Linked DNA regions of Homo sapiens: region 1 is linked to region 2. A link is an interaction called in ENCODE POLR2A ChIA-PET data of the cell type or tissue named here. Cell type or tissue: GM12878. All regions are shown on one strand. Region 1 overlaps DNAH10 (dynein axonemal heavy chain 10). Region 2 overlaps VPS37B (VPS37B subunit of ESCRT-I).

Region 1 (4,000 bases), 910 kb before region 2:
CAATATATGTTCTCATTAATTCCATAACTGGAGAACCCAGAAGTCAGATCTACCTGGGAGTTCTTCCTCACTTTTAGCGGCTGGATATTTAAAGAGATTTATGGCCTCTATTAATGTCAGCCTGGAAGAAATGTCATCTGCATTCTTATGAATCTGGTGGACGAGAGACTCAAATTTCCCAATGGCCTGTTTGCAACCAGTTATATAGTCACCGATACCTTTGAAGAAAGAAAGAAAGAAAGACATTTGGCTTCCAACTCTGTCTTTCCACATCCCCCCACCAACGTCTGTGATGTTAATACTGGCATCCCTTTGCAGGAAAGACCCTGCTCATTCCAACCCCTTGGGTCTTTGGGCTGGCAAAGATCCACTTTGAACCCTAAGGGACTGGGACAAGGAGTCCTGAGCCCAGAATCAACCAAGCAATGCATCTCTTCTATTCAAATGTTAGCACGGTCCTGGCTGGAGCACCATGGGGAGAAAGGGACTATCAAGCCTAGCTGTCTTCTCACTGCTGGAGCTCCCTGAACCTCCACTCTGCACCACCTGCCCGCAGCCTCCTCTGGCCTGGAGCTTAGACGAACAGCAAGAACATGAACAGTAAACTCGGGCTAAGTACTTACGATCGGTCTCACTTTATGAAAATAAAAACCCCAAAGTGGATCACAGACTATACTGGGAAACATCATACTATAACATTTTTAGAAACAAAACACAAGGAGAGAAAAAAACTTATGATTCTTCGACTTGACAGCAAAAGTAGAACCCATTAAAGGAAAAATTGATACACTGGACTTAGTTGAAATTTACAGTTTTTGCTCTACCAGAGGCCCTCCTACGAGAAAGAAAAGACAAGCGACAGAGTGGGAGAAAATAGCTGCAAACCACACATCCAATAAAAGACGAGTATCTAGAGTATACCAAGGATGCTCAAAACTCAACAGTAAAGAAAACAAACAATCTAATTAGAAAATAGGCAAAAGACATAAAAAGACGTGTTGCTGAAGAGGCCATACACATGACATATTTGTGCTTATTAGCACATGAAAAGATGCTCAACACCATTAGCCATTACAGAAGTCAAATCAGAACCATGAGATATCATTACACAGCTATCAGATGGCCAAAATTAAAAAAAAAAAAAAAAAGTGACAGCAAAACTGGCCAGGATGCAGAGAAACCGAGTCACTCATATATTGATGATGGAAATGTAAAATGGCACAGCCGCCCTGTAAGACAGCATGACAGTAAAACAAAAACAAAAACAAAAAAAGGCCACACGTGGTGGCTCACGCCTGTAATCCCAGCACTTTGAAAGGCCAAGGCGGATGGATCACTTGAGGCCAGGAGTTCAAGATCAGCCTGGCCAACATGGCAAAACCCCATCTCTACTAAAAATACAAAAGTGAGCCAGAAGTGGTGGCAGGTGCCTATAATCCAAGCTACTCGGGAGGCTGAGGCAGGAGAATCGCTTGAACCCAGGAGGTGGAGATTGCAGTGAGCTGAGATTGCCCCACTGCACTCCAGCCTGGACAACAAGAGCGAAACTCCATCTCAAAACAACAACAACAACAACCTTAAACTAAACATGCAACTACCGTGCAACTCAGCAACTGCACTCCTGGGCATTTATCCCAGAAAAAGTGAAGACTCCTGTCACACAAAACCCTGTACACAAATGTTTATAGCAGCTTTATTCCTAAGAGCCAAAACCGGAAACAACCTAGTTGTCCTTCAAAAGGTGAAAGGCTGAACAAACTATGGTACATTGATACCGTGGGGTATGCTTCGAAAATCCACAGACTGTTGACACATCCAACAAGGGCAGATCTTTGAAGACTTAGGCTGAGCAAGAAGAGCCAAATCAAAAAAGGGCTATGTGTTATCTCATTTATATAACACTCTGAAATGACAACATTACAGAAATTGAATAAAGATTCATGGTTGCCAGGGATTAAGGAGAGGGCAAGGATGGGAGGGAAGTGGACTTGACAGTACTCGCTGTGGTGTTGAAAATGCTCTCTATCTCGACTGTATCAATGTCAATATCTTGGTTGTGATCTTAACTAGTTTTGCAAGAAGTTACTACTTAGGGAAAATGACTAAAGGGTACGAAGGCTCCCTCTGTCGTAATTCTTAACAACTGCATGTGAATCTATAATTACCTCCAAATTACATTTTTAATTAAAAAAATAAAAGTAAAGGTGATTTTCTTTTGGGAGAAATGTGCTTTGGGTCTGCAGAGTGTGAAAATATCACCCCTCTTATCTTCATCCCAACGACAGCCTGGAGATCAGTTCTAAGTTCCGCAACTTGTATTTCTTAACCCTCAAAAATTGTTAATTGTCTCTATAAACATATGAAAATGGTAATTCAAATAAAACAACCTAAAAGAATTACTTTGCATCCCAAGTCTAAAAGGCAATCAATAGATGAATGACGTTACCTAGTGAGTTCCAGTTCAACCTCTTATATCCCGACCTAAACACTCGGAGCAGTTCCTGGGAATGATCTTTGAGAAGCACAGACTCCGCATCGTTTAACGTTCCTATGAGCATGTGATAATGATCCAACATGCGCTGTATCCCAGCTGTGTACCTGCACATGACAGGAATGTCATAAACCTGAGGAGAGCACCTTTAAGCTCATCAAAAGCTTTTGCGGTCAAGAGATTACAAAAGACCGTGGTCTCAATCAAGACCAACCTTGATCAAGAGATTTGCAGAAATTTAAAACATCACTCTTCTCATTAACTTTCTTTTTTGGAAAATATTGGTTACTTCTCATTAAAGATGTTATTTATATTACATGAAATAGGTTTACTATTGTTGATCCCTATTTTAAACTTTTCTTTTTTTTTTTGAGATGGAGTCTCGCTCTGTCGCCTAGGCTGGAGTGCAGTGGCACGATCTCGGCTCACTGCAACCTCTGCCTGCCAGGTTCAGGCAATTCTCCTGCCTCAGCCTCCCAAGTAGCTGAGACTACAGGCATGAGCCACCATGCCCAGCTAATTTTTGTAGTTTTAGTAGAGATGGGGTTTCACCATGCTGGCCAGGCTGGTCTTGAACTCCTGACCTCATGATCTGCCCGCCTCGGCCTCCCAAAGTACTGGGATTACAGGCGTGAGCCACCACACCCAACCCCATATTTTAAACTTTTCTTAGCTTCAATTTTTTTTTCTTCTTTTTTTTTTTTTGGATACAGGCTCTCGCTCTGTCTCCCAGGCTGGAGATAGAGCAATCACGGTTCACTGCAGCCTCAATCTCCCAGGTTCAAGGAATCCTCCCACCTAAGCCTCCCAAGTAGCTGAGACTACAGGTAGCACCACAACGCCCAGGCCTTAGCTTCAATTTCTAATGTGGTAAGAATTCATAATTATAAAATCCACAAAAATGAAAGCTTTTGGAGGGGTCCTCAATAATTTTTAAGAGCGTAAAGGGGTCCCAAGAACAAAAAGCTTACTGCTAATTTAAAAGAAGAATTTTTTTACCTAAGGAATTTGTCTTCCTGGAGAGCAACATTTCTTGCTAATTCAGGGACAGTGAACCCCAGCTGCTCTAAGTACTTTGTTTCATTAATAATCTCTCTGAGAGCCGGTGAAAAGTTGATTGCAAAAACAGCTCCCCTTTCTAAAGTCGAAGGCTCCTCTGTGGCGATGGAAGACTGTGGAAGAGACATTCCATCAGCGCGGCCAGGGCAGTCCAAGAGACAGTTGGATCAACACAACCCACACCAAAAGTGAACATGAAAAAGATCAACACTGGGCCCTTCACCAGACGGGGGTGCTGGCTGGAACTGGCTGGAATATGTATTTTGTTTGGTGAACGGAGATTTTGAAGAATCAATTCAGTTGCCGGCATTTGAAAATGGAGCAATTTCACCTAAAAATTCCTTCTGCCTTCCCTTGAAACACTGGAAAATCTGACATGGAGCAGTTGCCTCTTTGGTCGGATCTGAGCCCACCTGTTCCCTAGGGGTCCCACCTGGCCCTCTCCACTTG
Region 2 (4,000 bases):
GTAGGGCTCAATAAAAAGTAATTGCAATAATTAATCACTTATATTAATAGTTCTCTTTTTGAAAGATGACTGACAATCATTAATACCAGATCATCCTGAAAGTTACTAGGATCCCATTTCAAGAATGTTGAGTAAATTATGATTTGCAATTAGCCTAAAAAACATTTACCTTTTCCTTTTTTTTTTTTTTTGAGAAAGGATCTTGCTCTGTTGCCCAGCTGGAGTGCAGTAGTACAATCTCAGCGCACTGCAACCTCTGCCTCCTGGGTTCAAGTGATTCTCGTGCCTTAGCCTCCTGCGTAGCAGGGCTCACAGGTGTGCGCCATCACACCCAGCTAATTTTTGTATTTTTAGTAGAGACGGAGTTTCAGCATGTTGGCCAGGCTGGTTTTGAACTCCTAACCTCAGGTGATCTGCCTGCCTCAGCCTCCCATAGTGCTAGAATTAAAGGCGTGAGCCACCGCACCCCGCTGCCACCGGCTAATTTTTTATTTTTGTTTTTTTGTAGAGATGGGGTCTTGCTATGTTGCCTCTTGAATTCCTGGCCCTAAACCATCTTCCTGCCTTGATTTCCCAAAGTGCTGGGATTACAGGCATGGGCCACCACGCCCAGCCAAACATTGATCTTTCTGTGGTCAAAATGATTATGTATTTGAGTAGGTATAGGGTGAAATGGTAAATATAACAGGCCTTTCCCAGCATAGAATTTCTTAACCTGAACCAAAGGATTTCTTTTTTTTTTTTTTTAATTGGCAGAAGGAAGTGTTTTAAATTGTAGAGTAAGGCTTCTTTAAGCCTGAGGGGATATTTTGTGGAGGCTGGAAAATGTGGCTAGGTTTTGAAGGCATTCACTGTTAGGTTTAAGTGCAGCTGTTCATTATGCGTCACTTACATTGTTTTAATTGTGGCGTGTGAGTTTCAGTGCAGTTTAAGTAGTGAACATGATTTCGGAGCTACGGTCCTCATTTTCTGGGCCTGTGTGTCAGTTTCTCTCTTCCTGTTCCTCCTGTTCATTATGCAATTCCCTAAATGTAGTATATCCTTCATGATCTTATTCTCTTGTCTGTGCTGCAGGCTAATGTTTCATATGCATGTATTTTATTTTTATTTAAAGTTATTTTTACATGGCAGTGGAATGTGCCTTCATCTGTCAACATTAACCCCATTGGACTTGCAGGGCACTCCCTTAAAAGGAACTGTCGCTTAGGGGATTAGGCAACTAAACCGGACCTCTTGAATTACTTCACTGTGCTTTCTGAGGAAATGCTGATTGGTTACTGCTAAAGATTCCACTAACAATTCAAATTGGGGATCTTTGTTCCCATGGCATGAAAATGCCCATGCCCGCATGCAAAAATGCTGAGGGTCTGAAAGACAGGTTGTTTTGTGGAAAGTAAAGAGCTCTGGTCTGGAAGAAGCTGTTTCCCTAAGGCGTGTTCGGGTGTGATTTGTGTGGGGGGCTGAAAGCTACTGCATGAATCATAATGGCTCATTGAAATGTATTGACCTTGCTTTAAATCCAGGGACCGGCTCCCAAACACACTCTGAATGCTGGTGAGACTGTTTTAGAAGCTAAGATTTGCACTCTTGAGTATAATACTACTGGAGTTTGTTTTTATCCATGTTTTATAATCATTATGTACGTGTAAAGGCTTCAACTTTTACGTTTAAATCTTTTCCATGGACCTTTTACATGAGTAAAAAATTACTGTGCCTAGGAATATGTACTGAAATTCAGTTGTATGTCATTTTATCCTTAAGTGAGGCATCAAGATTTCATGGAAAGCACGGAGCTGAGTTGTGTGACTTTAAGTGACTTAAACCCTGTGCTTCAGTTTCCTCAACTGTTAAAGGAAGGATAATATGCCTATCTTTTAGAGTACTTGTAAGGCTAAATGTCACAACAGAAATGGTACAGAGGAAGCATTCAGTAGAGGCCAGCTCCCTTTTATTAAGATGCAATTTTCAGAATATGTAGACTGGCTTAGATGAAATTTGATCAATTTATTTAGTTGCTCTTCTGCGTTTGCTAAAAGTGCAGTGGTGGGTGGCATCACACAGTGGTCGGAGTCAGAACTGGCTTTTGATACCAGTAGTTGACCTTTGACAAGTATTTAGTCTTTTTAATTGTAGTTACCTCACTGGAAATTAAGGAGAAAATAACAATAACCTTTTTCATAGCATTGTTGGGTAGATTAAATGAAATAAGTAAGATGCCTAATATGATACTTAGCACAGAGTGAACACTTGGTAAATAGTTATTGTTAGCTAAAAGGCGTAGTTTCCTTGATGCCCAAATGGAAGATTCCATTTCAGTTCCACAGCTCTTGAACACTTCCCTGTGCAGGGCATTGTAAGGGATAGATACACAAGTAGGACATAATTGCTAGATTATAATTTGGGAATAAACTAAATACAGAAATGTCTACAATACAAGAGGGAATAGGGAGTTTGTTAGGGAAGATGAAGGGCTCTAGAGGTAGATGGTGGTGATGGTGGCATAATAATATGAATGTACTCGGTGCCACTGAACTGTCAACTGTTCTCTTAGAAATGATTACGATGGAAAATTTTATGTATATTATACCACAGTTTTTTGAAAAAGAGAATAAGAAAAAGGCCAGGCTGGGTGCAGTGGCTCACACCTGTAATCTTAGCACTTTGGGAGGCCGAGGTGGGAAGATTACTTAAGCCCCGTAGTTTGAGACCAGTCTGGGCAATATGGCGAAACTCCATCTCTACAAAAAATAAATTAGCTGGGCATAGTGGCACACACCTGTAGTCCCAGATATTCAGGAGGCTGAGGTGGGAGGATTGCCTGAGCCTGGGAGGTTGAGGCTGTGGTGAGCCATGATCATGCCACTGCACTTCAGCCTGGGTGACAGAGTGAGGCTGTCTCAAAAAAAAAAAAAAGCCACGTGTGAATTCTAAATGACATTGAAGTTCAGATGAAAAAGCTCTCTGGCTACATTAGGTTTCTGATGCAAGAGACAGACTTTTTTTGTTTTTGTTTTTTAACTTACGTTCCCACAAAACAAAAGAGACAGACTTGGTGGGTAGGTAAACGTTAAGAAAATAAATTATTAAATAGAATAATATCTACCAGAGGGCACAGAGAATAAGGAACTTTGTCTACCTGCTACCCAGCCGAGGAAGTAAACACTGCCAACCGGCGGAACCCCCCGCCTTGTGCTCTGCCCTCAGTGTGCTCTTCCCCATGTCCACTGTTGTGAATTATTTATTTCTCTAAGTAGGCTTTTGATGGACAAAAATGGGGGCTCAGGAGGAAGTGACACAGGCACAGAGGCAGGAAAGCAGGGATGGGTTGTCCGACGAGCGAGTTCTCGTCTACTTTGGCCAGATGGCATGTACTTGTGTGTAGAGAAATGACAAGAAATAGGGCTGGTGAGGGGGAGTGCCAGGGTGTGCGCCCCATGGTGGTTAATTTAGGAGGAAACAAGGAGCTTCGTGATGATTTTGGAGCAGAGAAGCAGTCGGATGAAACTGCTCTTTTTTTTTTTTTTTTTTGAGACCGAGTTTTGCTCTTGTCTCCCAGGCTGGAGTGCAATGGCACAATCTCGGCTCACCGCAACCTCTGCCTCCCGGATTCAAGCGATTCTCCTGCCTCAGCCTCCCAAGTAGCTGGGATTACAGGCACGCGCCACCATGCTCGGCTAATTTTGTATTTTTAGTAGAGATGGGGTTTCTCCATGTTGGTCGGGCTGGTCTAGAACTCCTGACCTCAGGTGATCCGTCCGCCTCGGCCTCCCAAAGTGCTGGGATTACAGGCGTGAGCCACCGCGCCCGGCCTGAAACTGCTCTTTAGGGAGGTTAATCTGTCAGCAAAGCGTGGGCTGGCTTGGCGTGGCAGGACCAGGTTGGCGGCGGAAGTGGAGGTTAGGAAGAAATTAGGATTTGAGCTAGGGCTCTGGGAGAGGTATTCGGACCAGCTGGCCCGACTCCCTTTCTCACTTCCCCTCTCCTGCTGACCTGAAGTGCT

What was found. Peaks named below come from ENCODE experiments on the same cell type or tissue, not always from the same donor. Only the 100,000 strongest peaks of a DNase experiment are listed, where the experiment ranks them.
Region 1: POLR2A ChIA-PET joins it to region 2 with 7 read pairs; 1 of 35 experiments calls an interaction of 5 or more read pairs at or near these places.

The regions. Positions count from the first base shown.
Region 1 is chr12:123,799,879-123,803,878 of GRCh38, reverse strand. It overlaps DNAH10 (dynein axonemal heavy chain 10), which reads right to left. Exons shown (of 79, transcript NM_001372106.1): 15 at 3,491-3,663; 16 at 2,447-2,598; 17 at 54-218. Among named protein-coding and RNA genes, the nearest start is that of DNAH10, 40 kb to the right of the region's middle. In GM12878, a CTCF peak has its summit at 2,128; a DNase peak (open chromatin) is centred at 2,007.
Region 2 is chr12:122,889,251-122,893,250 of GRCh38, reverse strand. All of the region lies in intron 1 of VPS37B (VPS37B subunit of ESCRT-I), which reads left to right. Among named protein-coding and RNA genes, the nearest start is that of VPS37B, 4.9 kb to the left of the region's middle. RefSeq lists enhancers at 876-1,375, 1,376-1,877. In GM12878, no CTCF peak of the experiment used is centred here; no DNase peak of the experiment used is centred here; H3K4me3 peaks cover 741 bases; H3K27ac peaks cover 575 bases.